2 separate regions of the Homo sapiens genome follow, and region 2 is linked to region 1. Evidence: chromatin loops called from intact Hi-C (ENCODE). Cell type or tissue: PC-3. All regions are shown on one strand. Links, peaks and the distances in the headings refer to the core of each region. The heading gives the core; the rest is flanking DNA. Region 1 overlaps RAB22A (RAB22A, member RAS oncogene family). Region 2 has its middle 24 kb from the start of ANKRD60.

What was found. A loop is a pair of places that touch in the nucleus more often than their neighbours do. Peaks named below come from ENCODE experiments on the same cell type or tissue, not always from the same donor. Only the 100,000 strongest peaks of a DNase experiment are listed, where the experiment ranks them.
Region 2: a loop joins it to region 1, with 5 times the contacts of the local background. A loop is called at or near these places in 2 of 110 quality-filtered maps.

The regions. Positions count from the first base shown.
Region 1 is chr20:58,335,665-58,346,508 of GRCh38, reverse strand. It overlaps RAB22A (RAB22A, member RAS oncogene family), which reads right to left. Exons shown (of 7, transcript NM_020673.3): 3 at 2,710-2,791. Among named protein-coding and RNA genes, the nearest start is that of RAB22A, 31 kb to the right of the region's middle. In PC-3, for the core only: no CTCF peak of the experiment used is centred there; DNase peaks (open chromatin) are centred at 1,568 and 4,198; H3K4me3 peaks cover 715 bases; H3K27ac peaks cover 3,269 bases.
Region 2 is chr20:58,246,948-58,257,791 of GRCh38, reverse strand. It overlaps the pseudogene PPP4R1L. Among named protein-coding and RNA genes, the nearest start is that of ANKRD60, 24 kb to the right of the region's middle. In PC-3, for the core only: a CTCF peak has its summit at 9,671; a DNase peak (open chromatin) is centred at 5,591; H3K4me3 peaks cover 1,446 bases; H3K27ac peaks cover 2,534 bases.

The sequences.
Region 1 (10,844 bases), core at 1,195-9,194:
AAAGGAGCCAGCTGGGCTCCAGTGGAGGGAACAGAGAGTTTTGGTGAGAAGGAACAGCGTATCCAGAGGCATGAGGCCAAGGAGTGCTGGAGGCCCTGAGAAGAGAGGAGCCCCGGGGGAGGCCTGGGCAAGTCACGTGGGGCTTGGGAGGTCTCTGTTCAGAGTGTGGCTGTTATGAGAGGTGCAGTGGGAAGTCACTGAAGGATATTAAGCAGGCCAATAACACAGGCTGATTTTTGTTTCCAGAAGATTCCTCTGGGTCCTATGAGGACATGTCATGGACAGAGGGAAAGCAGGGGACCCACGAAAAGGCTAAAGGAGTACTCAGTGAATGGCCAAAGGTGGCTGAGAGCAGGATGCTGGGAGCGGAGATGGAGAAGTGAACCTATTTGCGATACATGTAGAGAATGAAGCTGTCAGGACACCTGGGTGGAGAAGGTGTCCAGCACTGAGGCCAAGGGAGGAACCCAGGGAGGCCTCCAGATATGGGTCTAGAGCAACACGGCAGTGTGGCGATGTGGTTACTTGTCCGAGAGCAGGGATGGCAGGAAAGCCCCCTTTAGGTGACATTGGAGGTTGGTTCTGAAGGCTGAATAGAGTTGTGGAAGGGCATGAGGGTGTGAAACTATGGCATGCTGGAGAACAGCACGCAGTTTGTACTAGAGGACAGACTGGTGGGAGGAGGTGAAAATAGAGCCTGGCTGTGGATGGCACATTCTGGACCTTCAATGCACTGCCCAGGATAAACGGGCAGTCCCTGACCCAGACAGGCTTACAAGACGTGTCTTGTGTGATCCTCCCAGCATTTCAAACAATTTGTGGGTAGCTGTCAGGTGTGTGGCTTTCCTCAGCACTGCGCTTTGGCAACCCTGGACATGTGCTCACGCCCAGCAACAACTGGCTGGAGTGTGTGCTCATCAGGTGGTGCTCCTCTCCTGTCTTCTCCATGCAGGGCATCCTGGTCAGCACCCCTGGCCTGTGGCTTGGCCCCATGAGCATCTCCTGTGCAGCTCTGGGCTGTGTGATGGTGCATCAGGCAGGCTGAAGGCAGGTTTGCATCTCAGAGCAACTACTCCTGTTGCAGAACCAATGAGAAGTGGACAAGCAAGAGGCAGGAAAACCAGCTAAGTACAAAACTTCACAGACTTCTGCTACCATGGTGGCAGAAAGGGAGAGAGGCAAACACCTTTGTGTTATTTTTTTTTTGTGTTCCAGAAAAAAAGAGATGTTATACGCCACTGCATATACCAGGACAGGCTCTGATTCAAAGCATAATGGAATCTATATTACAGCATGATTCTTTATGATGAGGGCTTTGCTGTATCATCAAATATATGTGAGGGGTAACTGAAACTTGGGATTTAGTGGAGGGTACATATATTACTAATAGGAAGGGCCACACGGATTCGTGGCTAACAGGACAGAACCCAGGGCTGTGTCTACAGATATATTCAGGATTCTGGTAAGCGACACACTTCTGAAGGACAGAAGAGGGATGGTTAGCAAAGGTCCAGCTGTCCTAAATGCTCCATTCTAGATGTACAACATGAGCAAAGGAAAAGGAATGGGGAGTGGAAGACGGTAAGCAGAATATCTTAGATGAGTAATGGGACAGAGGCACAACATCCAGTGTTAAAAACAGAAGAAACCAAACAGAGCAAACTTAAGACATTAAACCTGTACAAATGCATGGAGTCTATGTCTAGGACAACAGTAATGGCTTGTTTTGTTTTCCTCCATTTGTCTGTGATGATTCTTGTCAGATTTCATACTACACACACTATCTATGGTGTCTTAGATAAGGCTGTGATGACAGACTATTTTTCCTGATTACTTCTGGTACACTTTTAAGAGCTTAAGATAGCACCATGCATCTATCAGATGTGCTGTTTGGATCGTACTGTTTGAAAACAAAATTAAACGGCAGCTGAATAATGGGGTGGCTGCCAGAGACACCTTGGAAGGGAAATTGGACTTAGTACCCAGAGGAAAGGGGAGGCAGCAGATGTGTCTTAGTACCCAGAGCAAAGGGGAGGAGGCAGATGTGTCTCAGTACCCAGAGGAAAGGGGAGGAAGCAGATGTGTTTGTCCCCATCCCTGCCTTCCCGGCCCTTTCTGATTTGGGTGGGCTTCCCCAAATTCCATTAGACCCCATGCTGCCATGTTCAGGCCCCGCTTCTGGTTCAGGCTCTTCCTTAAGCAGATAACCATTGTGGCCAATTTTGTCATCAGGCATTTATTAAGTATCTATTGCAAGGCACTGTGTTAGCTTATCCTTTTCACTTATATCTCACCCTTCATATGCTGTAAAGTTCCCTCTTTAGCTTTTAAAAGGCAGCGATAAATGAGTTGTGCTTAACTCACCCTTTCTACCACTAATTGCTTTATATATCTTTACTAGAGGAGAGAGCCCCAAATTATACACAGTGCTCTGAGTGGGATTTTATCAGGCCTGTTGGTCAGCATTTACTTTAAGACACTGCAAGGTATAAAAATGCCCTCAGTGCCCATTATCACTTTCTCCATCGGTGGACTCTGTGGCTCTAATTGAAAAGGCAAAGGCAAAGGCTGGCCTACGCAAATGGAAATAAATGTGTCTCCGGTGCACAGAAGAGAAGTGAGTAACGTGAGATGACAGGGATGCTGACAGTTTAGTTGGAACTTTCATTTGGGCCTCAGAAAAACAGAGTAAATTAAAGAGTGACTTACTCGTTCTTGTCCAGCTGTATCCCAGATTAGGAATTTATGTAGCTCATTTTGGTACTGGACAGTCTTGGTCATAAAAGATGCCCTATAAAGAGAGACCTAAATGATCAGAATACAATTATGTAAAGCACGTTTCCAGCCCCAGTCGGAAACATCACTTAGACTCAACCAACGCTCAGTCTCCCAGCACCACGCTGTATCCTAATTGTGTTCCTCTCTGGAGTATTTATGGGATGCTCAGATGCTGAGTGCATATCCTCCGTCAAAATAAAGCATTAGGCACATCTGCCCGACACCAAGAAGGAAGGGTTCTAAGCTCCTTATCAAAAGAATCAAGAGATAGTTTGGCAACACAGACATTAGCCTCCCTTGTAAAACACAAAACCTGTTATTTAAAGAGATGTTATCATGGGAAAATATTCCTAAAAAACTATGTCCAGGAATGTATACACTAGTTAAAAAAAAAACTTTTTAGGATCTGGCTTTGTCCTCCCCCAATTCCCAAACCACATTCCCATGTAAATAGGTGAGTGAGAGCTAGTGTTAACATGCGAATTAATAACATTAAGGTGTTGAACAAGGAGCAGGAAGATGGCTGGAGAAGTAACAGCTGCACCAAGGGGACCCGATTCATCATCAGTGCCCCTGACGACCACCTGCATTTCATCGACAAAACGGGTTTCTCAGCTGAAGTTCAACATCACACCTTGGGGCCTCATCGAGCCCCGGATGGGAGAAGGAATCATGGTTTGCAGGTCACACCGCTCACTTTCAGGGAGCTACTCTGCCCAGGGCACTCTGACGGCAGGGTTCCTATTATTTTGGGGGTTCTACATTTGGAGAATCTTGAGTGAGACCTCAAAATCTGTGTATCCTCTGAAGAGCCATGGTGGCCCAGAAGACACGCCTGGACACTTGGGGGACTCCAGGACACAGGTTCAGGATTCTTGCCCTGGGATTGGGCCCAGCTCCAATACTACCTTCCATTCCCCCCTCACCCAGAGGGCAGCCTCCCAGGAAGTCCTTTGTCTCCCAGTCTTCTCAAAGCATCCCAGTCTGGCCAGTAGAGCCCAAAGATGGGTGTGTCTTCTTTTCTAATGAAAAATAAGACTTCTGGAACCAAGTACGAAGTTATACTTTTTTTTTTTTTTTTTGCCAAATTGTACTCTTGTTTTTTGGCCAAGTTGTACCCAAATCACTCCAATCAGGACATTGAACTCAATGGCTGGCATTTTCAGATATGCTGAGGCCTTGAAATATTTTTCTTGAGATTCAAGTGATAATCTTCAAGAAAAGTGCAAGTTGAATAGACAGGATGACTTTCTGATGAATCATGAGCTTAGACAAGTATCAGAATCCTTAGTTTTAAAACTTCAACTCTGATACAATGAATTCCTGGCAATATTTATATAAATTTATGCCATGGCAAGTAGCCTCCAAAACAGTGACTGTGACTAGGAAGCGAAGGTAAATTAGGAGGCAAGATCATATTTACTGATAGGTACTACTTATTGGATATTTATTTACTGAAAATTTACCCCTTGGTATCCTTAGTAAAGTGCTTTGTACACAGAAGGTACTCATAAATGGTTATTGTATCAAGAACTTTTGGTGACTCACTATGATTAAATCAGGATGTACAACATGGTTTCTCACTTAGGAAATATCTAAGCATTCAAAAAGCATTGTTTATTGTGAAGATTAAATGAGATGATGTATGTGGAAGTGCTCTGTAAATTGTAAAGCACTGTATCTATACAAGGTATTATTATTATTATTTAAAGGCAGCTCCAGGAAATGTTTTAGTTTAGACTTTGCAATTAGTCCTAAAAGCTTGCAACTCAACTCTCCATCAATTATGGTTGTGGTGTTACATTTATGAGTGACAACAGGCATCCAACAGGAGCCTACCAACAGAGCCAACACATCCAACACTTCCATTTTGGCTGCTCAAAGGAAGAAGAAATATATTTCAAGTAGACAAAAAGCTGAGAAAGGTATACACAATAATTATGACAGGATTGGGACTCAATGAAGTTTAACCTACCTGCCAAGCATTTACCTTTAATTAAAACATTACTTATTACTGACTTATTATTGAGTCAGATAAAAGACAAAATGGCAGCTATGATGTAATGAAAGTGCCCTGAAGGATTAAATCTAACTCCCTGTCTGACCCTGGACCACCCTTCTACTCTCCCCTTTCATCACTTTCACCACGCCTCCTTCCTGTCTACCCTGAAGTTTTCTTGTACCTCAAGCTCCCTTCTTGGGTCTAAGTCTCTGCTGTTGGCTTCCAGTCCATTGATCACCAGCATCACTTGCCCACACCACCAGTTCTCTAGCCTCCTTGCCTGTCTTGTCTCAACCACCCAGAAAAGCCCCAACAGCCTCTCCACCTGCTTCCTCTACCCAATGGTTGGGTGGTGGCTTCGCTGGAGGAAAAATTACAAAACTATGTGGACGGCCATGAAGATTCTACGCTTTGTCTGCTGGGCATGCGTCTTAGGCCTTCTTCCATTCCACAGCAATTATCCCACATTCTCTCTCCTCCTTTCCAGTTCTCTACCACTTCCAGCTACCTGTCTCTTCAGGACAACAGCTTGTTTCAGCCTTCTCAGAGAAAACAGGTTATAAGCCCCAAGACTTTCAACCAGCTCCCCAGTCAACACTTTCAACTAGAGAACAGACGAATTTCCACTCATACTTGCTGTGACTTCCATTTTTCTGACTTTTGCTGAGTCAGAGATGTCTTTTCTTTGGCTCATGTGTCAATGCTGCCCTGGTTCATGACCCCAGCACATCCTGCCTTGGCCACTGCAGTCATCAAACTGGTCTCAAGTCTCAAATCTTTTCAATTGTCCCTGTGTCCACCTTCCCACGGACCACTGACTGCTCCTCTTCCTTGGATGCTTTCCCACTGGCTCTCCCCTGGCCAGATGCTCCCCATCGTTTGGGTCTCAGCTTAAATGTTAATGACCATAGACACCTGTGCCATCTACCCCACCAGGCAGCCTCCCACCCAACTCACCACTGCACTTTGTCTTTAGAGCAGCTTTCACAACATCTGAGTAGTTCATTTATGTTTTTTTCTTTTTAAAGTTTGCCTGTTCAATGTCTGACTTACCCATGAGAATTTTAAGTTCTTTGAGTGTAGGGGCCTCGCTGTAACTCTTCCTCTGTAATAGGGGTATCTTCCTCATCTCTCCATCTCCTTGCTATCCTAGAACTCCAACAAAACATTTATCATGTAGCCTACAAGCTAAGTGGCTGTCTGTTATGCCAACAGATCTAGGGTGTCTTGGCCAAGCACTTCCTGAAGCATGAAGTGAGAAGTACTATTGAAATGCAGGTAAAACGTTGAGATTAGAGCAGACCTGGGCTCTGCAACCTTAGCAAGGTGTGTGGCCTTTAGGGTATGTGGGAAGTGGCTCAACTAGTGCAAGGCTGAGTACGCCCAAGCAGTGTCCTTCCTGCCTTCTGCCAAGCCACCAGCTCCAACTCCTTCTAGCCCACAGGCAACCAGCAAAATCCAGGAGTTACAGCAAAGTCACTGTGTCCCTCTCTCACTCAAAGCTCTGGAATTCTGCTAAGAAGTCATATCGCTTTTTGGAAGGAGGGGGTGTCTCTTTCCTGCTCATTCACGTTTGAATCAGGAGTTTTTTCCCAACCCCACGTCACAGCTCAAGTGGCCAACCTTTCTCCCCTCAACCCCACAATGCATTTCTGTTGATTTCTGAGAGGTTAAAATCTTGGCCTATCACATCTGTAAGAACCACTTCCTCCTCAGCATTAGGATTGGATTCTTTTCCGTAGTGGTAACACCTGGATTCAGGGTGAGACATGGGAGGGGGAGGTTGCCTGTGGCGCCTCCCGAGCTCTGGGCTAGCCCCAGGCAGAAGTCCTGCAGGAGCAGGACTCAACAATGGATTCCTTCCTACGGTCAGGTCTTCACCTGTTGAGAACAGCACTTTTCCAAATCTGCTTGATTTTAGTTTAACTACACAATTTAGATACTTCATCACCCTTCCTGCCCAACATGGTGAAAATAGGGCGTTATTTCCACTCTACCCCCACAAATCACCCCAAATTCCAAGATCTCAATCACAGAACGTTATGTCTGCCTTCCACAGAACAGAAACGAAGTCTGCAACTATCCTTTGTCCTTTGTTACTTGCATCCAATTTTGAAGTAGAGCTGTCTGGTTCTTCATTTTATATTTAATCTACACTTGAACCTCAATCCCTGAAATAAATTCATAAATTGGACCCTAATCTTCCAGTGGGACTACTACAATTTTTCCCTCCCGTTGTCACTAGAACTCTAGGATCACTAGGATCACTCCTTTAACGATCAAGTTAAATGATGCAGAGGGTATGATAACTTTAATATCTTGCTTTTTGAAAAACTGGCAATGGCTCCCTGCCATTCAAATGATACATTTTTATTTTCCAGCCTGCCATTTACTTGTCTGATAACCTTATTTTTCACTACTAAACCATCTCTCTTCACTCTGCTTAGGCAGATCTTATTATGTCTTTAATCTAAAATCCATACTAGCATTATTTCCTAAAGCTAGAATGCTTTTCATATACTTCTCCATTTATCATGGCATTCTAAAAATATGACTTTCTTCATGCACACCAAGTAGTCATGAACTTTGGTCAGAGTACGTGCTCTCAATGAAAAAACTTGTTGCAAGGTATTTTAAACATTTCTTTTCTTTAACTGCAGTAGACTTGTTTAGCTCTCCTGGAACATAGGTGTGCTCTGACATTACATTCCAGCACCTCTCTTTACTGCAAACCCTGTTCTTTGCATGGCATATGGGATGGTGTCATCCCCATAATGGCATATAGTGCCTCCCGAGGATGAACAATCCAGCACATTTTACAATTAACAAAGGATTCTCACTTCTCAAAACTAGAAATCTCATGCAAACAACCCTTGGATCTCTGGATTATGTACACTGATGGAAACACCACTGAATACCAAGATTGAGACATAAAAAGACCAAAGGCACATGACATCTAGAAGTTCCTCTAACAGAGGTATCAAGGGACCTTCACAAAGTTGTCTCTGTTAGAATGGTGCAAAGAACTTGATGGGTTCTCAGTGAGGGTTAGCTGAATTTAAGCGCACATTTGGCTTATGTTAGAGTGGCTTCAAGAAGCCGGAAGTCTCAAGTGTATCCATAAATTCAGTGAAGTATTGTGTGCATTCCATAGTCACACACACCTTTAACCTTTTCTTGAATCTCCACCATCTCTTAGGCTAATGAGATCTAAGGATTAACTCTGCATAGTAATCTCTCCCAAGCAGTCGATACCCACTTAAAGCAGAGTGGTGCACAACGGACTGTTCCACAGGTTCATGGTCATCCTAAGCAAATCCTTTATCACCTTCTACATGTTCATCATACAGCCTAAAAACTTTTTGGAAAATATTTAAAATCAAGGAAAAGATTTCTTTAAACAGGCTGGGCACGGTGGCTCAAGCCTGTAATCCCAGCACTTTGAGAGGCTGAGGCGGGCTGATACTTGAGGTCAGGAGTTCAAGACCAGTTTGACCAACATGGTGAAACCTCGTCTCTACTAAAAATACAAAAATTAGCCGGGTGTGATGGCGGGTCCCTGTAATCCTAGCTACTCAGGAGGCTGAGGCAGGAGAATTACTTGAACCCAGGAGATGGAGGATGCAGTGAGCTGAGATTGCGCCATAGCACTCCAGTCTGGGCGACAAGAGCGAGATCCGTCTCAAAAAAAAATAAAAAAAAATAAACAAACATAACTAAATAGCAAAAAGCTTATCCTTTCCTAAACTTGTCAATAATAATTTACATAACATATACCATTTCACATCAAAAACAAAATCAACAATGACAAAACTGTCTTGACTTTATTGTTAGACACTCTTCTAATGATTTCACATGTGACCCAACTGAATCCCTCTACTGTGGGCTCCAGGCTGGGTTTTATTCTTCATCACCATTTTGCAGATGGGACACAGAATAGACAGGGCTGGTGAGAGGTGCAGTTAGGATCCACAGCCAGGCAGTCGAACCTCAAGTCTGTGCTCTGAACTACAGTGCTATTTGTACTGGGCAATCTGTTCACTCCTTCAAACACCTGGACTTCTACCACATGGCAGGAACACCAGGCAGGCAAGGTGAGAAAGAGCCCATCACAGCCCTCAAGTGGCTTACACTGGGGGTACTGGTCAGGTGAATAGATAATTACCAGGTAATTATCCTATGAGGTAAGTGAAGAATGGACAGACTGTGAGCAGGAGAATGGTGATGGCATCCTAGGATCTGCACCTTAACCTCAGAACCTGTGAACAGATTCCCTTAAATGGCAAATGAGACCTGCCCGATGTGATTAAATTGAGGATCTTGTGATGGAGAGAGGACCCTGTATTACTCAGGTGGGACCAAGAGGAGTGAGAGCCAGAAGAGAAGGTGATCTGAACATGGAAATGGAGAAGAGAATGACGGGCCTTGAAGATGAAAGAAGGGGCCACAAGCCAAGGCAGTTGCTAAAAGCTGAAAAAGGTATGGAAATGAATTCTCCCCTCAGAACTTCCAGAAGGACCAGCTCTGTCAATACTTTGACTTTAATCTTGTGAACTGACTTTGGACTTCTCACCTCCAGAACTATAAAAGAGTAAGTGTGTGTTTTTTAAAGCTGCTCAGTTTGCTGTGATGTGTTAAAGCAGCAAGAGGAAACAAATGCATCAGGAAAGCCTTCAGAGAAGAGGTGAAGTATGGGGCTGAGCCAGAAAGTTGAGGGAGAAGATGGGCGAGGACCCCCAGGGGGGTCCCATTCCATGAAGAGCAACGGCAAGAATCAAAGTAGAGAATCATGAATGTCAAGCAGCAGCCTGGCTGCTCTGCAGGGTTAGACTTGGAGGGTGGGGTGGGCAGAGTGCAGTTAGGTGACCACATAGAAGGCTCCAGGCAGGTGAAGGCTGGTAACAAGTGCCTCCTTGGTGTGAGGCCCTGTTCCTTGTAAGCCAGAATCTCCTGGAGGCCAGAGCTCCGCCACCCCATTTATGCTGCTCCATTTGTATTACTAGTGAATATTTCAGAGATATTCTAAAAATATTTTAAAAAAGGTACATTTCTATGTACCATTTGCATTATGTTGCTTCGTTTGAATTACTACTGAATATTTCAAAAAATCACTCTCTTTTTTTAAACTGAGCCTTGCCTAAGCAACAATATTGGTAAAATTTAAAACCTACCAGTTTCATGAACTAGTTTTATTTTTCCCAAGAGACAATAAAATACTTTTTATCCCCCCAGATTCCAGGCAGTATCCTTAAAGTCTCTACTTTTAAGGATCCTCCAGGACAGAAGTAGAGACAGATGATGTAGGCAAAAATTGGGGAACAGTAAGCCCTGTGAGGGCACAGACAAGACGAAGGGAAGTGGGTCAAAAAGAACAGCAAGGCTGACATTTTGGGCTGGATAATTGAAAAAAAACCAGCGGCCGGGCGCCGTGGCTCATACCCGTAATCCCAGCACTTTGGAAGGCCAAGGCGAGTGGATCACTTGAGGTCAGGAGTACGAGACCAGCCTGGCCAACATGGTGAAACCCCATCTCTACTAAAAATACAAAAAAATTAGCTGGGCGTCGTGGTGGGCGCCTATAATTCCAGCTACTCAGGAGGCTGAGGCAGGAGAATCGCTTGAACCCAGGAGGTGGAGGTTGCAGTGAGCTGAGATCGTGCCACTGCACTCCACCCTGGGCGACAGAGCGAGAGACTGTCTCAAAAACAAACAAACAAACAAACAAAGAAAACAAACAGCAAGGAGGGGAAGCAAGCTAAGCGGCCCATGGAAATGATCCTGGACAAAGATAGGATGGGCAGGAAGGGACAAAAGGGACAACTTAAGACTAACATACAAAATCCACAAGGTATCAACTGCGGTGAGGGAAAGGGAGAGTTCTCAGCAAGTCTATGTAGCAGGCTTCTGTCAGTTCAGCCAACTCTGTGTGTGATGAACTATTTCAGTTATTTCCAAACTGTAACTGTATTCTTTAATTTTTAAAATAGGTAATACAGTCATATGTTTCAATATTCAAAACGTACAAAACAAGGATAGACCCAAACATCTCCCACCTTCCTTTTCC
Region 2 (10,844 bases), core at 1,844-9,843, 89 kb after region 1:
CCACCCTTCTCCTTTCTTGAGTTGTTTGCTTGTCCTTTTTTTAGCTTTTTAAAGAGGAAACAGTATTTTTAAGCCTGCATTCTTTTCCATTTTAAGCATTTAAAGCTACACATTTAATGTTAATGTCTATGTGATATATTAACCCTTTCATCATTAAGAAATGTCTTTGACAGTAATCCATATTTTATAATCAATTATGATAGTAATATAACCACTCTAGGATTTTTATACTTATTATAGTATATTTGTTTATTTTTTTACTCTCAACTTACATGTCTTTACATTTAAAGTGTTTGTGCTTTTGTTAGCATCTAGTTGGATCCTGCTTTTATATCCAGTCTGATAGTTTCTGCTCCTTAATTAGTGTGTTTAGTTCATTTATATTTAATGTAATTATTGATATGTTTGGTTTTATTACTGCCATTTCTCTGTCTGTTTTCATTTGTCTCATCTGTTTTTTTGTTAATTCTTTTCTGTTTTCTTTTGGGCTAATGAATGTTTTTTAGCATTGCATTTTAATTCCTCTATTGAGGATTTTCAAAAAATATATCACCTTTTGCAACAGCATGGTTCCATTCACTTGCTTTCATCCTTTGTGCTGTTGCTTTCATGTATATTACATTATGAGCCTGCGAATACACTGTGTTAGGCCATTCTTGCATCGCTATGCAGGAATAACTGAGACTGGGTAATTTATAAGAAAAGAGGTTTAATTGAATCATGGTTCTGCAGACTACACAGGAAACATAGTGCCAGCATCTGCTTCTGAGGAGGTCTCAGGAAGCTTTTACTCATGGCGGAAGGCAAAGTGGGAGCAGGCACGTCACATGATGAAAACAGGAGCAAGAGAGGAAGTAGTGGGGAGGGAGGTGCCACACTTTACAACAACCAGATATGCAAGAACTCACTATTGTGAGGACAACACCAAGCAATAAGGGATCCACCCCCATGACCCAAATACCTCCCACCAGGCCCCACCTCTAATATTGGGGATTACAATTCAACTTGAGATTTGGTGGGGACATATATTTAAACCATATGGTACAGTATTTTAATTTTTGATTTAAAGAGTTACATCTTTTGAAGAGATTAGTAAAAAAGAAAAAAATACAGCCTTTTATATGCCCGTTTTTGCCATTTTTGGTGGTTGTCATTCTTTCCTTTCCTGGATATGAGTTATCATCTGGTATCCTTTCCCTTAATGCAGAAGAACTTCCTTTAGTACCTTTTGTAGTTCAGGTTGGCTGATGATGAAATTTATTAATTTTTGTTTATCTGAAAATGTCTATTTTGCATTTATTTTTGAATGATAGTTTTGTGGATGTAGAATTGTGAGTTGAAAAGTTTTTTTGTTTCTTTTAGCATTTTAAAGATGCCATTCTGTTGTCTTCTGGCCTCCTTTGTTTCTCATGAGAAGTCATCTATCATTTATATTGTACTCGTATATATAAAATATCCCTTTTTCTCTGGCTGCTCATGAGATTTTTCTCTTTACCTTTGGATTTAGCATAGTTAGTATACTGTTTTGTCTCCATTGAACTTCTTGGATTTGTGTGTTAAGCCTTTCAAATAATTTGGGAAGTTTGGGCTATTGTTGTTTTAAATACCTTTTTCTGTATTCTTTTTCTCCTTTCAGTTTGTGACTTAGATAACACAAAGTTGGGACCCTTGATGTTGTCCTACAGGTCTTTGAGGCATTGTTCACTTTTCTTTAATCATTTTTTCTCTCTGATGTTTAGATTTGATAATTTTTATTAATTTAAAAAGTCATTGATTCTTTTTTTTTACTTCTCTCCAATCTGCTGTTAGGCCTAGCCAGCAAATTTTTAATTTCAGTTATTGTACTATTTTGCTCTAGAATTTCCATTTTGATCTTTTATAGACCTTTACAGTTTCTATATCTCTATCATATAGAAAGTCCCTGTCTATTCTTTATGCATTTTTTCCTTGTAATTCTTGAGTATATTTATAACAGCTCCTTTAAAGTCCTTGTCCGGCCCATGCAACATTTGGATCATCTTGATGTTGGTTTTCATTGACTACTTATATTATGGATCACTTTTTTCTTATTAATGCATGAGTAGTGATTTTTGATTGGACACTGGACATTATAAATGATACATTGCAGAGTCCCTGGATTCTGTTATATTTTTCTAAAATGATTTTTGTCCTAGGAGGCAGTTACCTTGATTAATCTCCAGCTCCAAATTATCTGCCTTGTGAGCAGAAGCTGAAATCTCTGCTGAGTTTGTTTAATTTCTGACGCTGCTTTTTTTCTGGGTCCTCTGGGATCCCCCTCACATATATGTAGTTTAGCAGTTAGCCAAAGATTTAAGCACATTTTATGCACAGATTTTGGACCTTGCTTGCAAATCTCTCCTGTTGCAGTGTATCTTTTAAGAGTAGCCCCTCTTCCAGTTTCTGCCTTTTGGTTGCTTTCCGCTGCTTTCAAATGGTGTTTTTTTTATGTTTTGTCAAGATTCTATAATTTTTAGCTTCAGGAGGGTTAGTCTAACTTAGACTTTGCTATTACCAGAAGTCTTGGTTCTTTTTTATAGTTTCCATTTCTTTGATAAGATTCCTAATCTGTTCATTCATTGTGGCCCTGTTTTCCTCTTTGTACTTGAGCATATTTGTAATAGCTGCTTTAAATTCCTTTTAAAGTCTTCTAATTCTAATATCTGGATTTTCTGTGGGTGTTTTTTCTGCTGACTGATATTTTTCTTGACTGTGGGTCACATTTTCTTATTTCTTCTCATGTCTATAGATTTTTCATTTTCTATTGTATTTTGTTGAAACATTGTAGAAACTCTGGATTTTGTTGTTTACCTCTAGAGATATTGACTTTGTTCTAGAAAGCAGTTCAGATTCTGTTTTTCCTGTAGTAGGCAGCAGCTGAAACAGCTCACTTCTTTCATCCTTAAGTTACTGTTTCTCTATGAACCTCACCATCTCCCCTGTGCATGCCCAGTTCAGAGATCAGCTAAGGATTAGGGTAAGATTTAACCACAGATTTTGGAGCTTTCCTTTCTTTGGCTCCCTCCTTCCTTCACAGTAAAACTGTAGCTTTAAAAAATTTATGTATGTATATATGTATTTATTTCACTAGCTTTAGGGATACAAGTGGTTTTTGGCAACATGGATGAATTGTATAGTGGTGAAGTCTAGGATATTAGGGTACGCATCACTTGAGTAGTGTACACTGAACACCAATAGGTGGTTTTTCATTCATCACCCCATTCTGACCCTCTCCCCTTCTGAGTCTTCAGTTTCCATTATATGACTGTATTTGCCTTTGCATACCCATAGCTTAGCTTCCATTTATAAGTGAGAACATGGGGCATTTGGTTTTCCATTCCTGAGTTACTTCACTTAGAATAATGTCCTGCAGTTCCATCTAAGTTACTGCAAAAGACATTATTTTGTTCTTTTTTATGGCTGAGTAGTATTCCATGGTATATATATATATACCACATTAAAATATATATATATATATATATATTTTTTTTTTTTTTTTCCTTTTTTTGAGATAGCATCTTGCTCTGTTGCCCAGGCTGGAGTGCAGTGGTGCAACCTTGGGTTACTGCAGCCTCAACCTCCTCGGCTCAAGTGATCCTCCCACCTCAGTCTCCCAGGTAGCTGGGACTACAGGCGTGTACCACTACACCCAGCTAATTTTGTTTAGTTTTTGTAGAGACAGGTCTCACTACCCAGACTACCACATTTTCTTTGTCTTCTCATCGGTTGATGGGCACTTAGATTGATTCCATATCTTTGCAATTGTGAATTGTGTTACAATAAACATATGCATACAGGTGTCTTTTTGATACAGTGATTTCCTTCCCTTTGGGTAGATACCCAGTAGTGGGATTGCTGGATCGAATGGTAGACCTACTTTTAGTTCTTTGAGAATTCTCCGTAATGTTTTCCATAGAAGTTGTACTAATTTATATCCCCACCAGCAGTATATAAGCATTCCCTTTTCACCACATTCATGCCAACATCTATGTTTTTTGACTTTTTAATAATGGCCATTCTGGCTAGGGTAACGTGGTATGTCAATGTGGTTTTAGCTTGCATTTGTCTGATAATTAGTGATGTTGAATTTTTTTTATATGCTTCTTGGCCATTTGTATATCTTCTTTTGAGAAATGTCCTATTCATATCATTGGCCCACTTTTCAGTGGGATTATTTGTTTTTTTCTTTGATTTGTTTGAGTTCCTTGTAGATTCTGGATATTAGTTCTTTGTTGGATGCATGGTTCGCAAATATTTTCTCCCATTCTGTGAGTTGTCTCTTTGATGACTATTTCTTTTGCTGTGCAGAAGCTTTTTAGTTTAATTAGATCGCATTTATTTATATTGGTTTTTGTTAAATTTGCTTTTGGGGTCTTAGTCATAAATTCTTTGCCTACACCAGTGTCCAGAAAGAGTTTTTCCTAGATTTTCTTCTATAATGTTTATGGTTTCAGGTCTTAGATTTAAAATCTTGAGTAGATTTTTGTATAAAGGGAGAGATAAGGATCCAGTTTCGTTCTTCTCCATGTAGCTAGCCAGTTTTCCCAGCACCATTTATTGAATAGAATATCCTTTCTCCAGTGTATGTTTTGTATGCATTGTGAAAGATCAGTTGGTTGTAAGTATTTGGCTTTATTTCTGGGTTCTCTATTCTGTTGCAGTGGTTTGCTTTTATACTATTACCGTGGTGTTTTGGTTACTATAGCCTTGTACTATAATTTGAAGTTGGGTAATGTGATGCCTCCAGATTTGTTCTTTTAGCTTGGTGTTGCTGTGGCTATTCTGACTTTTTTAATTCTATATGAATTTTAGGATTTTTTTTCCTAATTCTGTGAATAATGAATTGATATTTTGATAAGAATTGCATTAAATCTGTAGATTACTTTGGGCAATGTGGTCATTTTTATGATATTGATTCTTCTAATCCATGAACATGGGATGTATTTACATTTGTTTGTGTCATCTGTGATTTCTTTGGGCAGGGTTTTGTAGTTCTGTTTGTAGAGATCTTTTACCTCCTTGGTTAAGTATTTTATTTTTATTTTTTGTAGCTATTGAGTTCTTGATTTGATTCTCATCTTGCTCATTGTTCGTATAAAGCAGTGCTACTAATTTGTATACATTGGTTTTATAACCCAAGACTTTACTGAATTCATTTATCAAATCTAGGAGTCTTTTGGAGGAGTCTTTAGGGTTTTCTAGGTATGAGATCATATCATCAGCAAACACAGATAGTTCCTTTTTTCTGGTTGGGATGCCTTGTTTTCTTTCTCTTGTCTGATTGCTCTGGCTAGGACTTCTACCTGTTGCTTTTGCTTGAGGTCTAGCTACCCTGTATAGCCATGTAGAACGGGAAGTACCCTCAGGCAAAAAGCAGCATAAATGCAAAATTTAATCTTTTTTTTTTTTTTTTTTTTTTTCTTGTAAGGGTCTAGTCTTTAGTTTCTCCAGAATGTGATCATCTTCCAGTGCTTACCATGTCTTGCTGTCACTGGATGACTCACCTCCCCACTGTTTGTGTTTAGTCATTCTATTTAACCTCTTGCAGCATTTCCCCATCCGGAAACATGAGGATAAATAATGCCCATGTCATAGGATTCTTGGGAAGGTAAAATGAGCCAATGCACATACATTTTTGTTTGTTTGTGTATTGGGCACAAGGTGGGGACCTGGCAGATTGTAACTCTTGAGCTTCTGACAAACAGTTACCTGAGTCAAACTGGAGAAATGTTGGGCCTTCTGTTGATCTTATAACTTGACAAAACTCAAAAGAAGGTGTTTTTTATTTTTCCTTCTTAGGTATGTTGGGAATATTTTGAATATTGGCTTTTGGAATATATCTTTAGTGCTACATGTGACTTACATGCTTTGACATTTTAAATGATTCGATTTTTTAAAAAAATTTATAGATAATCTGCAAAATGGCTTCAATGCTGAGTAAGAGTACCGTTGAACGCCTGCTACTCCCCCGATTCTGTGAACTGTGTGGTGACAGGAAGCTCTTTCAAGTTCGGAAGGTAGGAATGTAAGAATTCTAAAACTCTTAAAGTTAAAAAAAGTTCAAAATTGATTTTTCTAAAGGTTTTGGACTTCTTCAGTAGACATAGTCTGGGGGAAAAATGTGTCCAGTGTGAACTATGTAAGGAAAATATCTGAACAGCGTTGCCAGTTTTTACTGCAGTTAAGAAATGCGTAGAGACCTGGAGATAAAGAGTCTGTATGACTAGACCTGTTGCCCTCAGGCACAGGGTGAGAGTTAGGGGACCTTGCTGGTTTATGGTTAGATGCCCAGGCTTGCAAGGTCTTTGATTATCTGTGGTGATTTGATCCAGAACCTTCTTATCTTTGCTATACCTTCCAACCCCAAATTCCCTTTTAGTCACTTGTCACTTGGTTGTCAAATTCTTCCTTTTGAAGTTCGTTACCATCCTTCCCTAAACAGCCTCACCTTGCACCTTGCTGTGTAACTGGCCATCACCCCTCTGGTCTCTGTTCATGATACACAGGCAGAACAGCAGGTCTCCTTTACCATGCAGGGAATGTTAAGGGGCCTCTTTTGCCTTATCGCTAACATGCATTCTGTATCAAGATCAATTAGGAGCCAGAAAATCTTAGAATTTGGCACCTTATTGTAAATCTTCTGTTTTTGATGCAATGGAGGCATCTGGCGTTGTGCTGTATGGGCGATGGGCTTGGGAAAGGCTCGTTAGCTGCCTGACTAGCGGGGTAATTGCTCTCAAAGTTCCTGCTTGTTAGTTTTTACAATTTGTTAAGACAAAAAGAAAGATAAGAATAATGGATATGCCTTTTGCCTTTTTAAGGTTTGTGCTGCAAATTTTGGTGATATTTGTCATGCTGTTGGACAAGAAGCCACTGAGAAATTTTTGGTATGTGACATTTTGGCCAATTGTAATTGTTGATTTGCTTCTTAATGCACTTTCAAAATCACTTAAGTTTTGTATTTATGAATGGCAGCTCAATTTTGCATTTGTTAATTTCAAATTTCATAACTTCTGAAGCTAACATTTTCCTAAGCATTAGGTAGCTGGTCTGTGGAATGGGCTGGAAGCAACCCCCATCTTTTTTCCGGTGGGCTTGGCTGTCTCCTCCTTACAAGTCACTTTTCCCTGCCTTCTTCTCACTGTCCAAGTTGCTCTCTCTCTTCTCTCTCTGCTGCTCTTTCTAGAACACCACTCTACCACCTCACTCCTGGGCCTCAAAACCATTGGGATTTTTTTCTTGGTTTACAGGTTAAAATCTAGAGCCTTCTGGGCCTTCCAGGTCCCTTCGTAGATGCCTTTTCTGCCTCACCTCCAGTCCCCTTTCTCAGTTCTGAACACTACCCTGGCCTCGGTGGGTCTCACCTCTGGCCATATATCTGAAGCCTGGGGGGGCCCAGGCATCTGCATTTTTGATAAAGTCCCACATGATTCTGATGCATAGCAGAGTAGAGATCCACTTCCCTAAGCAGCCAGGTGACTTCAGCATCCTTGAGACTTCTTGCTCTTTCGTACCTCTGGGCCTGTGCTCACTAAGAGCATCTTCCCTGCCTGGTGGGACCCTCCTCACACTTCCAACCCAGCTTGAATTGCCTCTGTGAAGTTCTTTCCTTGTCTAGGCTGACCTACCTGCAGTGCCAGAGAGAATCAGCTTCTCCCTTCTCAGCTTCCTGGTAGCATTTGTTCAGAGGAGCTGAGGAGCTTCTTGAGGGCAGGGACCGTGTTGTGTTCATCCTTGTTTCCCCAGTGTCTACCCCGTCAGTGCCCGGCCCCTAGAGAACCTTGCTCCATAAGCATTTGTCAGTTTTATTTGACAGAATATACTCCTTGTATGGGTGAGATTTTGACCTCAAAAAGTTTAATCTTTAAATTGATTTTTAAATTTAAGTTCAGAAGCTCATTTTATTTTGTTTAAAGTATAAGCCATGTCAGCACAGTTCTAACCCAAGAATAATTTTTAATGGGCTGTTGCTTTGAATATATAGTGAATTTTTTTTTTTTTTTTTTTTTTTTTTTTTTTTTTTTTTTTTTTTTTTTTTTTTGTGAGACAGAGTCTTGCTCTGTCACCCAGGCTAGAGTGCAGTGGTGTGATCTCGGCTCACTGCAACCTCTGCCTCCTGGATTCAAGCTAAGGCTGGATCCTGCCTTAGTCTCCTGAGTAGCTGGGATTACAGGCATGCACCACCGTGCCTGGCTAATTTTTGTATTTTTAGTAGAGACAGGGTTTCACCATGTTGGCCAGGCTGGTCTCAAACTCCTGACCTCATGATCCACCCGCCTCGGCCTCCCAGAGTGCTGGGATTACAGGCGTGAGTCACCACGCCCATCTACAGTGAATGTTATCTTCTACTTAATATATCTGAATGAAGAATGGCAGTGAGTAACATGCTAATCATTTGTAGGTAGATATTGGCATGATTATATCATATTCCCATTTGCGAAGCATTTTAGGCTATTTTACATTAGGATATTAAAAACAAAGCCCTTTTAAAGGATACACTTTAAAAGGGGATGTAATCATGACCTTTATAGAGATATGAAATGAACGTATTTCAAAGATTTTATTTAACTCATTTATTAGTGAGGAAAACCAGTAAGATATTACAGCCAGTTTAATGGAGAACTCAAAGTACTCATTTATAGTCAGAGCAAGGAATATCGAAGTGAACTTACAAATGAATTCAAAACTGGTCAATATCCAGGGTGATAATTGATTACATTTCACTGGACACAATTTGCATTTCTGTTGGCAGGAATTATTTGCATTACTATCAGGTTTTAGCAACCTACCTTCTATCACTTCAGAGTTGTAAAATAGCTAGGCAAAGACAGTGATACCTGGGTGGGTGAGTTAGTTGGGACATCTACTGTTTCAGAGTCTTTCACAATCTTCTCTACAATTTACCTAACAAATATCGGTCATTCTGCCCTTTTTGGGATTTTCTCTATTATCTGTTAAAGGTAACCAAGTCATTTACTAAAATTAGGAGGTAAAAGAAATGTTTATTTCTTCCACTTCTCATAATATCTGTTTGTTTCAAATGATTCCTTTTAGACCAGTATGTATTTTCCTTTTCCTTGTCATTAATTTCTGCATATGCCTTCACTGCTTCATTAAAATAGGTTCCAGCACTTTGGGAGGCCAAGGTGGGCTGGTCACTTGAGGCCAGAAGTTTGAGACTAGCCTGGCCAATGTGGAGAAACTCCATCTCTACTAAACGTACAAAAAAATTAGCCGGATGTGGTGGCACATGCCTGTAATCCCAGCTACTCGGGAGGCTAAGGCACAGGAATCGCTTGAACCTGGGAGGCGGAGGTTTCAGTGAGCCGAGATCGCGCCACTGCACTCCAGCCTGGGCAACAGAGTGAGACTCTGTCTCACAAAAATAAATAAATAAATAAATAAATAAATAAATAAATAAATAAATAAATAAAAAAAACAGGTTCTGCTCTTCCTCAGAGTCTCCGATTGGAGTAGCACTCTTTTGTTTGTTTTGGCAGATCCCAAAGTTCTTTGAGCTCTGCTCTGATGCTGTTTGGGGCATGCGGAAAGCCTGTGCAGAATGCTTCACGGCTGTGTCGCACAGCTCCTCCCCTGGGGTCCGCAGAACCCAGCTCTTCCCGCTCTTCATCAGACTTGTCAGCGACCCCTGCCGATGGGTGAGTGCCAGCAGCCCTGTCCAGACACCAGCCTCTGTTGACCAACTGAACAGCTACGTCTGGCTTCCAGGCTGGGATTCACTTCTGGGCTTGTAACTTTGTATTTTGTCCCTTCAGTTACTGATTGCCATAATCACATTTAGACCTTGTGAGGTCTCAGGGAAACTAAAATCTCAAAAGCTTGGGGTGAGTTAAGAAGGTGAGGTACACCGTACCATTTATAGTGAACGAATATCATGAAAATCATAATTGAGAAAGAAAAAACTATGTAACTGAACTGTTACCTTTTCTGTTGCTATCATAAACATGTCTGTAATGATTAATAAGGCCTGTTCAAATACTTGATATAAAATGTATTATTCATATAAAATTAATATTCTGGAAGAATGAAAACAGTATAATGGGGCTAAATTTTTCCTTACTTTCTGTTGAATAATAGTATTTGGAATTTAGGGAATGATTTAGAAAGCAATAAATCTCCATAGATGTAATGTGGTGGAGAGTAGCTTGTGTGGTGTCCAACTATCTGTTTCAGCCTGGGCTCAGTCCTGGCCACCGCCGCTGGCCGATGCTGCGTTCATTCACTGCACTGTTCTTTCTGGTTCCAGGTGCACCAGGCTGCCTTCCAGTCCCTCGGCCCCTTCACTTCCACCTTTGCAAACCCCTCCAGGGCTGGCCTTTATCTTCGAGAGGATGGCGCCCTGAGCATCTGGCCACTCACCCAGGATTTGGACTCTGGTTTTGCCTCTGGCTCCCCTGCTCCCAGCAGTGGTGGTAACACTTCCCCTGCCAGGTATGCTCTGGCTAGGGTCACCACCAGGACCCTCGATGTACCTTAAGCACCCACCTAAAATTTCAGCAATTATCTTGTCTCGAGTTTTAGTAGTGACCTTCTGGGCAAGATGGAATATTAGAGCTTTAATTATGTAAAGAAGCAAAAAGTAATTGCAATAATGATTTTGAAACATGACTACTGGGTTATAAATAATGAAGCTACTATGTCTCCTAAATTTAGATAAAATATTCATTGAGATTAGTGATTAAATAACCTATAAAGAACATTTTCTCTTACTTTTTGATGAATGAAGTTCTCTGGGTAATTTACTTAGGGAAAAATGTGAAGTCTCCCAAATGTACTTTTTTGGAGGTTGGGTTACATGTACATAA